Linked DNA regions of Homo sapiens: region 2 is linked to region 1. A link is an interaction called in ENCODE POLR2A ChIA-PET data of the cell type or tissue named here. Cell type or tissue: GM12878. All regions are shown on one strand. Links, peaks and the distances in the headings refer to the core of each region. The heading gives the core; the rest is flanking DNA.

What was found. ChIA-PET counts read pairs that join two places held together with the same protein. Peaks named below come from ENCODE experiments on the same cell type or tissue, not always from the same donor. Only the 100,000 strongest peaks of a DNase experiment are listed, where the experiment ranks them.
Region 2: POLR2A ChIA-PET joins it to region 1 with 8 read pairs; 1 of 35 experiments calls an interaction of 5 or more read pairs at or near these places.

What each region holds. Positions count from the first base shown.
Region 1 is chr2:9,543,843-9,549,221 of GRCh38, reverse strand. The region is part of intron 1 of ADAM17 (ADAM metallopeptidase domain 17); the gene reads left to right. Among named protein-coding and RNA genes, the nearest start is that of ADAM17, 9.3 kb to the left of the region's middle. In GM12878, for the core only: no CTCF peak of the experiment used is centred there; no DNase peak of the experiment used is centred there; H3K4me3 peaks cover 1,566 bases; H3K27ac peaks cover 3,423 bases.
Region 2 is chr2:9,964,587-9,969,965 of GRCh38, reverse strand. GRHL1 (grainyhead like transcription factor 1) reads right to left here. Exons shown (of 16, transcript NM_198182.3): 8 at 4,585-4,679. Among named protein-coding and RNA genes, the nearest start is that of GRHL1, 16 kb to the right of the region's middle. RefSeq lists a silencer at 4,222-4,321. In GM12878, for the core only: no CTCF peak of the experiment used is centred there; a DNase peak (open chromatin) is centred at 2,375.

The sequences.
Region 1 (5,379 bases), core at 281-5,280:
TTTTTGTATTTTTAGTAGAGACTGGGTTTTACCATGTTGGCCAGGCTGGTCTTGAACTCCCACCCTTGTGATCCACCCACCTCGGCCTCCCAAAGTGCTGGGATTACAGGTGTGAGCCACTGTGACCTGCCATATACATAATTTTTTAAAGTTTCACGATTAGTTTTAGCTTAAAAATGTCAGCTCTGGGCTTAATGAAGAAAATATGGATATACTTTATGTCAATGCATTAAAGTGAATGGCCATAAAAGCTTATCCCAGAGACAAAACAATTCAGATATAAGAGAAGTGGGAGAGTGGAAGGTTTATCTAATCTTCTGTAGGCAACTCCACAGCTACAACCAGAAGGCCATTTTGTTACAGGCCTGAAAGCCCCGTTTTCTTTTTATTCTTCTTTGAAACCTTTAGAAGGAACAAAGTATTGGCTACTTTTTACCGCTGATGTCAGTGTTAAGAATCTTGTGATAACATAGATTTACTCTCCCTGCTGAAAATCACTATGTGGCTCATCAGTAACACAACTAGACATGATGACTTAATGCAAAGGAAGTCCTATGTAAATGAGCAATGAAATTGCAACTGTGTATAAGGAACAAAATAGAATATGAAACTCCAGAATCTTTTGTTTTCATTTCTGTTTCTCCCAAGGCTCTATCATTCAAAACTCCAGAATCTTTCAGCATGCAATTGTCTCCTGATATCAGCCCCTCTCTTGTTTTGTTTTCTTTTTTTTTTTTTTAATCACAGTGAGCCACAACCTAGGAGTCTTTTAGTGGTTTCTACTTGGTTTGCTCTGCAGCCTACCAGCAGATTTCCTACATTCCGGTCTTGTTCCCCTCTAGCCCATTCTCCACACTGCAGTCATAATGAAATTTCTTTCTTTTTTGGGGGGGATGGAGTCTCACTCTGTCACCCAGGTTGGAGTGCAGTGGCATGATCTCGGCTCACTGCCACCTTTGCCTCCTGGGTTCAAGCGATTCTCATGCCTCAGCCTCCCAAGTAGCTGAGATTATACGCACCTGCTACCACGCCCAGCTAATCTTGTATTTTTAGCAGAGACAGGGTTTTGCCACGTTGGCCAGGCTGGTCTCTAACTCCTGACCTCAAGTGATCGCCCACCTTGGCTTTCTCTCTCTTTTTTTTTTTTTGGATTTTGAGACAGGATCTGGCCTCGTTGCCTAGGCTGGAGTGCAGTGGCACGATATCAGCTCACTGCAACCTCTGCCTCCTGAGCTCAAGCCATCCTCCCACCTCAGCCTCCTGAGCAGCTGGGACTGCAGGTGTACACCACCACGCCTGGCTAATTTTTGTATTTTATTTTATTTATTTTTTTGGTAGAGACGGGGTTTTGCTGTGTTGCCCAAGCTTGTCTTGAACTCCTGGGGCTCAAGCGATCTACCCATCTTGGCCTCCCAAGGTGCTGGGATGACAGGCATGAGCCACCACAGCTGGCCTATAATGAAATTTCCAACTTACAGCTATTGCCATTATCCAAAGCCCAGAATCCCTGATTTCCTTCCATAGCCCTTCATGGCCTGACCAGTGCCTGACTCTCCAGCCTCACACTTCATATTCTCTCTGTACTGCTCTGCACTGTAGCCTCATTGAGTTGCTTTCACGTCTTTAAGTGTTGTGTTCTATTTTTTGTGGAATTCAGCATATGTTATGCCCTTGACCTAAGGCCTCTCCTTTCTTTTCCTTCTCTGGGGTGCTGCCTCATCCTTCTGGTCTTCAAAACCGTTTCCCTGGGAAAACATCTTTGACTCAGCAGGCAGGGATCATGCCCCTGCTGTGTCTGTGCATAACTTTCTGTGGCTACTTCTGTCTTGGTCTGTGATGTACTTTATAATAATTTTGGTCTTTCCTCCAGTGTCACAATACTGGAAGTCTGTTTCTTTTTCTCTGTGTTGTATCCTTAGTGCCTGAAAGGTAGGAGGTTCTCAATAAATATTTGTTAAATAATCAAGTAAATGGAGTCTGGTGGAAAAGAGAAAAAATAAGTGTAGAATGTGTGTGCAAGAAAGGAGGGGTAGGGGGATGAAAAAGATAACAAAAGCACATAACAAAACAACAAAAAGCAAAAACAACAAAAAATGCAGATGACAAAAAAGATAACAAAATGATGACTGCTGTGGCAACTTGTAGAAAGTAAGGAAGGTGCTCTCATTCTAGAGAGAAGTAGGCAGCCATTGTAGTTTTTTAAAGAGAGAATATGGGCTGGGCTCTGTGGCCCACGCCTGTAATCCCAGCACTTTGGGAGGCCGAAGTGGGTGGATCACGAGGTCAAGAGATCAAGACCATCCTGGCCAACACAGTGAAACCCCTTCTCTACTAAAAATACAAAAATTAGCTGGATAGGTGGTGTGCACCTGTAGTCCCAGCTACTTGGGAGGCTGAGACAGGAGAATCGCTTGAACCCAGGAGGCGGAGGTTGCAGTGAGCTGAGATCACGCCACTGCATTCCAGCCTGGCGACAGAGTGAGACTCCATTTCAAAAAAAAAAAAAGAATATGGCCAGACACTGAGCTGAGATAGACAGTGCGGCAGTGTCTGGTATTAACTGTAATAAACTCTACTGTCAGAAGCAGGTGGTTTATACTTAAGTTTATTGAGAGAATTGGATATGGATAAGAGATAAACTCTTGGGAAATGGGGAGAAATATAAATTCTGTTGTAAAGCCTGTAAAAAATTGAGATTACTAGTGGTTAGAATTTTGGAAGTGAAGTGCAGTGAAATATTGAGTACCTGAGAGGTTACTTGTTAGTGAAAACACAATAGCAGTAGTACGTAGCTACAGTTTGGCTCCAAAGGAAGAACTGTTTTTACTATAGTTTGTAATGGCTTCAGAATCTTCAATTTGAGATATCCAGTTATTAAAAGAGAATCAATTGCAGTTGAAATGCATTAGTTAAGTATTTTAAAGTGCTTTAGCAAGCTACATTTAAAAAGTGCTTATTATAGAAAATATACCCAAAATAACCAATGATGTTACTGTCTTGTGCTTATTTTTTCTAGACCTATTTTTATACATAGTTAAGATTATACAATATGAATATTTCTGAAATCTATATTTAACATTATAACATATGTATTTTTCCATGTTCTTTCTTTTTTTTTTTTTTTGAGACTGGGTCTCATCCTGTCACCCAGGCTGGAGTGCAGTGGTGCTATCTTGGCTTACTGCAGCCTTGACCTCCTGGGCTCAAGTGATCCTCCCGCCTGAACCTTCTGAGTAGCTGAGACTACAAGCACATGCCACCATGCCTGGCTAATTTTATTTTTACTTTTTGGAGAGATGAGGGTCTCACTATTTTGCCCAGGCTGGTCTCGAACTCCTTGGGTCAAGCAATTCTCTCACCTTGACCTCCCAAAGTGCTGGGATTACAGGAGCGAGCCACCGCCCTCAGCCCCATGTTCTTAAAAACCTTTTGTGAACGACATTTAAAATAGTTGCAGATTTTTTCCCCTGTCTTTGGAAGTGTTACAACATCCAACCATTTCACAGTTACTAATTTACCATCATTCTGGTTTTTGTCCTTGAAAATAAGGCAAGGCTGAATAATGAACATCTTTGTGGCTAAAGTTTTTTTCTTTACTTTGAGTTGTTACCTTCCTTTAGCTTAGTTCAGTGGTTTTTTCTTTTTCTTTTTTGAGATGGAGTCTTGCCTTGTTGCCCAGGCTGGAGAGTAGTGGTGTGATCTCGGCTCACTGCAACCTCCGCCTCCCAGGTTCAAGCAGTTCTCTTGCCTCAGCCTACCGAGTAGCTGGGATTATAGGCGTCTGCTGCCATGCCCAGCTAATTTTTTGTATTTTTAGTAGAGACAGGGTTTTGCCATGTTGGCCAGGCTGGTCTTGAACTCCTGACCTCAGGTGATCCACCCGCCTCTGCCTCTCCAAGTGCTGGGATTACAAGTGTGAGCCACCATGCCCAGCCAGTTCAGTGATTTTCATATTTGAGTGTGTCAGCCTTGCCTGGAAGCCTTGTTAAACACAGACTATTGGATCCCACTGGGCGGATTTCTGTTTGAGCAGGTCTGAGGGGAGACCTGAGCATTTGCATTTTTAACAAATTCCCAGTTGATGATGATGCTGCTGGTTTGGGAACTACACTTTGAGAACTACTGGGCTATATTATTGACAATGAAACTATAATGTTGAGGTTAAGTTCCTAAGTCAGTAGGAGTGATTATGATCTTGAATGAAACTGAGTTCATGTACCAACCTGTATCAGGGAAATTGAAGAACTAAAGGACCATATTGCATTTCAGCACTGAGAATTCGTGCAGTTTGTGAACATGTGAGTGCTGATATGTGCAAGGTTTTTGCTGAGTATTGTGAGGCAAGGATGTTGTAATGAATAAAAAATAGCCCTTTTTGGCTTTTTTTTTCTTCTTTTGAGATGGAGTCTTGCTCTGTCGCCAGGCTGGAGTGCAGTGATGTGATCTCAGCTCACTGCAACTTCCGCCTCCCAGGTTCAAGCGATTCTTCTGCCTCAGCCTCATGAGTAGCTGGGACTACAGGTGCCCGCCACCACGCCTGGCTAATTTTTTGTATTTTGGTAGAGACTGGGTTTCACCATGTTTGCCAGGATGGTCTCCATCTCCTGACCTTGTGATCCCCCTGCCTTGGCCTCCCAAAGTGCTGGGATTACAGGCGTGAGCCACCGTGCCCAGCCCGGCCTTTTTTCCCCCGCCTAGAGATGGAGTCTTGCTCTGTCGCCCAGGCTAGAGTGTAGTGGTGCAATCTCAGCTCCCTGCAACATCTGCCTCCTGGGTTCAAGCGATTCTCCTGCCTCAAACTAGCTGGGATTACAGGCATGCACCACCATGCCCGGCTAATTTTGTATTTTTAGTAGAGACAGGGTTTCACCATGTTAATCAGGCTGGTCTGGAACTCCTGGCTTCAGGTGATCCTTGGCCTCCCAAAGTGCTGGGATTACAGGTGTGAGCCACCATGCATGGCCTCATTTGGGAAACTTTTGATATCAGAATCTTAGGTTTTTCATTAGAGATTGTCAGATTTCCATATTCCTCTGGAAGGTAAAGGCCTAATTGCTAGCATTCTGGAAGCCAGTTAGGGTAGGAGGGTAGGAGGGTAGGGTATTGGGTAGAGGATAAAGAAGGGGTTTGGGAAAGGTGGGGGGTGTCTCTTGGCAGTTGTATGGTTAAATTGAGTTTTTGTTTTATTTAGTGATATGTGTTTTTTGGGTACATGTGATATTTTGATACCTGTGTATAATATGTAGTGATCAAATCAGGGTGATTGGGATACCCATCATTTGAAACATCTTTTCTGTGTTAGGAATATTACAAGTCTTCTAGCTGTTTTGAAGTATACAATAAATTGTTAACTATAATTTCTGTACTGTACTATCAAAT
Region 2 (5,379 bases), core at 265-5,264, 420 kb before region 1:
GAGGCTGAGACAGGAGAATGGCGTGAACCTGGGAGGCGGAGCTTGCAGTGAGTCAAGATAGCGCCACTGCAGTCCAGCCTGGGCGAAAGAGTGAGACTCCATCTCAAAAAAAAAAAAAAAAAAGTGTGCTAACTATTCATGAAGGTCATACCTATGCACAGATGATCAGAGAAATCCTGCAATTTCCTTTGACCGCAGCTGTTTTCCCATCTGCCATACTGGGTAGCTGACTCTCTCAAAGGTGTCCCTACACCACCCCCAGACATCCCCTCCTTTAGTGCCTACTGGCTCACAGGCCTCCCTCAGAGCTGGCTGGTTTTCACTGGATTCCAATACAGCAGCTTTTTAGTTTATAATTTCTCCTCTGTGCTTAAATGTTACTCATCCAACTCAAACGTTATAATATAATCCAACATAAATTATTTCTTACTAGCAAAGGTGTTCTTATTTATATTAGTGAGTCCATAATGTTGCTCTATTAATAGTAATACCTACATTTTTAAGTAATCTTCCCTGTCAAGAATGTTTTCTATCCATTTCAAGGTCTAGAGTTTAGCTTCCTCAGAAGGCCTCATTTGGATGTCCAAGCACCAAGCACGTAATAGCATGGAGTACTGGGTGCTTTTTATGGGTGCTGGGCAGGCAGCCATGCCCCACTAACTATGGACATAGGTGAGGCACCTTAGCACAGCACCTAGCATATAACAGGCATTCAAAGAAGTTAATTCTCTCTCCCTAACTTCTTTTTCCTCTGTTTATTTTAGATCTTCAGGCTTCGAGAGGCCCTTGCTTCTTATCACTCAGCAAATCTCAATGCTGTTGTAGACTCTTAAGATTTACAACTCAGGCAAGAAATTACACTCTAGGCCAAGATGCGCAGTCCATTCAGTTCAGCCTATTCTAAACTCGCTTGTTTTGGAAATACTGAAATTGTTGCAGAACAAATAGCCCCAATTTATAAATTGCGTTCCCAAAGTTCATTTTTAAAGTGGGATAAAAACATTTTTCCTAAGAAAACATGATGTCATATTTAAGATCTCAGGCTGTCCCCACAAATGGGGACACTTATGCCACTATCTACCTGGCCTGCGGAACTAGTGGCAGGAGCCTAGATCCAGCCCACGCCTTGTCCACAGCAGGCTCTCGGATATGTGCTGGGCTCAGTTCTGAATTCCTGCAAAGCTGCATCGCTGGCTCCAGAGAAAATGTTGATCCAGCTGAGTCTATGTGTATCTTTCTCCCATCTCGCTGTATGCACCCCTCCCCTCAGCTCCTAGGCCTCTCTTCTGCAGGAGACCAGTGCCCTCATCTTGTCCTGCAAATCCTAAACTTCAGCATCTTACCAAAGCTCCATCTTTTAATGCTTCAAAGGCAATTGCTTCTTCTCTCTGCAAAAATTACCTCAAGCAGCTAATCTCAGCTGTGCATCAGGAAGAATACTGATTATTTCACAATGAAATGTGAACGCCTCATGGCCTTTAACCTGTCCAGAGACCTCTGACTCTTAACTACCCAAACAAATCTAATTTTGTGGAAGGACAATAAAAGGAATGAAATACGTCTACACAGCAGACAAATCCCACTAAGGGCCTGTTTCTGAGACATTTCTGCTTTTCAAAAAGCAACTTCCTTCTCTTCCACCACTTTGAAAACGAACAAATTTTCACAAGTTCCAAAACTTCCGAAAGTTTCCATGACAATGGCAGACATATGTTTATGGTGATGAATGGAGTGCACACAGGGCCAGTGTAAGATAGGTCCTAGCTTCGTCAGTGTTTTTCCCAAAGTGGAATGTAAGCCAAAGCATTCACAATTCAACCCAAAACATCCTCAAACTATCATCATTTCCAAACGGAGAAGCAGAAGCTACAGGTAAGATTCAGATGTTGACAGATTTTCAGTTTTACTCATCCTGGCATGGCCAAAAGGGTACATTAGAGATCACTAAAAGGGGAGGGGAGGAAATGCCACATAGCTCCAATAAACCCTTATGTTTGTGAGGGAGAAAGAACTGGAAATCATATTAACAAATACCACATAAATATGTACAATTATTATGTGCCAAGTATAAATCTTACAATTAAAAAAAGAAATCAACAAATGCATCCTAAATGAGAACAAGAAAGTGGGCAAAGAAAGTAGATATTTTCAGAAAACAGTAAAAAAAAAAACCAACTATACAGGATTCTGCATGTACACTTGTTCACTCTTGCTGCCCTGAGGCATTAATTACTTTAAGAATAAAAACAGAAAACATCAAGTTGGCCAGGGAAAGCAAAAAACCTCGATACTTAATTAGAACACATGCTTGAAGTTGCTGCCTGATATCAGCTTCAAAAAGACAGCAGCCTCATTAAGAAATGGCACAACACCCTTCTGGCGGCAGGCAAAGGCTTAAAATCACGTCAGTGCTGGGGGTCTGAAAGGGGAAATGAAACTGAGTTTACCTACATCAATTAGCAATGCTATTAAGGCTACTTAAGCCACTCCTCCAACAATATTTCTAATACAAATATGCTGCAGGCCTTCAGAATAAAACAAGCCATTATCCCTACCCGTCATCTTGGCTTTCATTACTCCCACCCCAAAGAGTGACACATCAAACAAACAAAGCGCCCTGCCCATGCGCTGGGCCTTTCGGCCAAGATCTCCAAGCCTATGACAAGCGCTTATTAATCCTGACCACACCCAACGAAGAAGAGCTGGCCACTCTAACCTCGTGACTCTCCTGGGGGATCAAGGGGAAAGGACTGAGCTAGTGAACTGAGGGACTAACCCAAGGTCATGGATAAGTTGGAAAAGGGAACTCAGGACTTATGGGCTCTTTATCGCCTCCTCCACAATTTCTCAGTGAGGCCCCAATGGCAAACAGCAAGTAACACTCCAGTTTGCTTTAAGAATAAAAGCATCCTGGGGCACAAGGCCAATACTTTTCATAGGCTGTTCGTAGTAGCCAGTGGACTGAGTCCTATTATGATATTTAATTTCAAAACAACTGTAACAACAATTATATAAAATGGAAAGTTTCTCTATTTATTGCTTAGCCAAGCAACAAACTCCGGACTATGCAGCCACCTGACAATTGTATGTGACTGAGGTGGTTGGCAGGAAAACCCTTCTAAAGCCACAATCACCTAAAGCTTCCTCACTGCCTGGTGGGCCCAACTGCCTAGAGTCTGCAGCCTGAAAGGCACATGTTTGTCTTGGACATGATGACAACGATAAGAAAGAAAAGCAATTATAATACAAGCAGAACATGGCTCTCAAGACCCAGTCACATGATTTTCAAAAGCATTCTGGGGCAGGATAAAATGAAACCCTAATAGTCAGCACCTAATACAGTGTCTTATTCTAAAAGTTACTAAAATTCTTATTGAATAAATAAAAGAAAAAGTAAAAAACAGAGACTGAGAAAGGACAAGAAGATGAACATCACTTCTTTCTACCAGGTCTCTGAGAGAATGCTATACCTAATATTGTAAGGAAAACTAAAGATCAGTCTTCTGTTAACAACTGTCTGAAAAATCACCTATGTTTCTATTGAGTTTTTTTTTTCTTTTTTTTGGGGGGGACAGGGTCTCACTCTGTTGCCTAGGCTGGAGTGCAGTGGCGTGATCTCAGCTCACTGTAACCCCCGTCTCCCGGGTTCAAGCGATTCTCCTGCCTCAACCTCCAGAGTAGCTGGGATTAGAAGCGTGTGCCACCACGCCTGGCTACTTTTTGTATTTTTAGTAGAGACAGGGTTTCACCATGTTGGCCAGGCTGGTCTCAAACTCCTGGCCTCAAGTGACCCACCCGCCGCAGCCTCCCAAAGTGCTGGGATTACAAGTGTGAGCCACCACTTCTGGCCTCTATTCAGTTTCTTGAGCTCCCAGTTTTTAAAGTAATCCAAAGAAAGAAAGAAATACAGGAACTCTAATAATTGAGTGGAGAAGGATCACACTCACAGGGAAGAAGGCAGGGGCAAGGCAGAAAGGACTTAGGAATATGCTGAATTTTTCTTCAAGGGCACAAAAATTCCCATTAGAGTCGCCCACAAGGAGTAACTCTAGCCAATTAGAGTTACTCCAACTGAACTGGAGGCAACTCTTCAATGGGAAAAGCCCAAGACAGAAGAATCTTAACACAGAGTCATATTTACAAGGTGATGATATGAAACAGAGTACTACTAATAATCACTTATATTTAAGAGCCTTTCTCAAAGCCACTCCAACAGTTTGATGGGCATTGTTTCATTACTCCTTACACCTCCTTCAATAGAGGGAGGAGACAGATATCACCTCCACTGTGCAAATGAGGAAATGAGGCAAAGCAAATGAGGAGTCAGACTCAAGGCTGAACAGGCAGGAGTGGCAGAGTGCAACTTAATCTCAATGTTTCACACACTGGACTCTGTGCAAAGGATGGCAACAAAAATGATCTGTTTTGGAGGAGGGGAGAATAAAAAGGGAAGAGGATAGTTTCATAACACCTGAGAATGAAACACATAAAACTGTGAAAAAAAAAAAAATCAGTTGTCAAATCATTAAACTCCTCCCATTTCTCAAATGGCTGGACATAAGGCGCCCAGACCTCACCACCCACCTTTGCTTCATCGTTGATGTCCCATGTGAAGGAAATGGCGTTATACGCAATCTCCTCGATGTTACTGATAGTGTTGAAGCTTTCTTTATAGTCAGCTACAGGAAGCGGTGGAAGAGAAAATGAAAACTCATGAGTCTTAGTTTCAACATGGGATCCCAGCAGTTCAAAATAAGATCTAGTTTTTAGCATTATCACCTCTGGACAATTTAAATTAACATTTTGTTCGATTAGAAGAAGTTCAAAATACGAAGAAAAAGAATCACAGAGTTTTTGTAATAGAGGCAAGCTTAGACATATTTAATTCAATCTCATTATGTCACAATTAGGAAATTTAAGTCTAAAAAGTTTAAATAACAGTCCCAAGGTCACAAAACTACTCTGTAGAACCAAGATTAGAACTGAGTTCTCATTCTCCTGAAAAGGAAACAAGAGCATTACAAAAGGTAAAGAAAAAAAGTAACACTAATATTAAACAGCCATCTGTGATACAGACAATGGTTTTACATGAAAATTACATACATGGCAAGAACAGAGGTCTGTGTAACGCTACTTCAGTAAATACAGATTTGCACAGGTTTGCCACTACAGCCCACAGAGAGGTTAGTTACACGGTTTAGCACGTGACTAGGGAAGACTGTTAGGCAACTGCACAGCAGCAATATCTTTCTTTTACTTGTTTTTTTCTCTACCTCCATCATCTCCAAATAATAATCAGAATCTTTTAAAGAAGATATTACCCCTTAAAGCAATTGCAGACTGAACAGTGGGGACATTCTCAGGTTAGCCAGCTACATG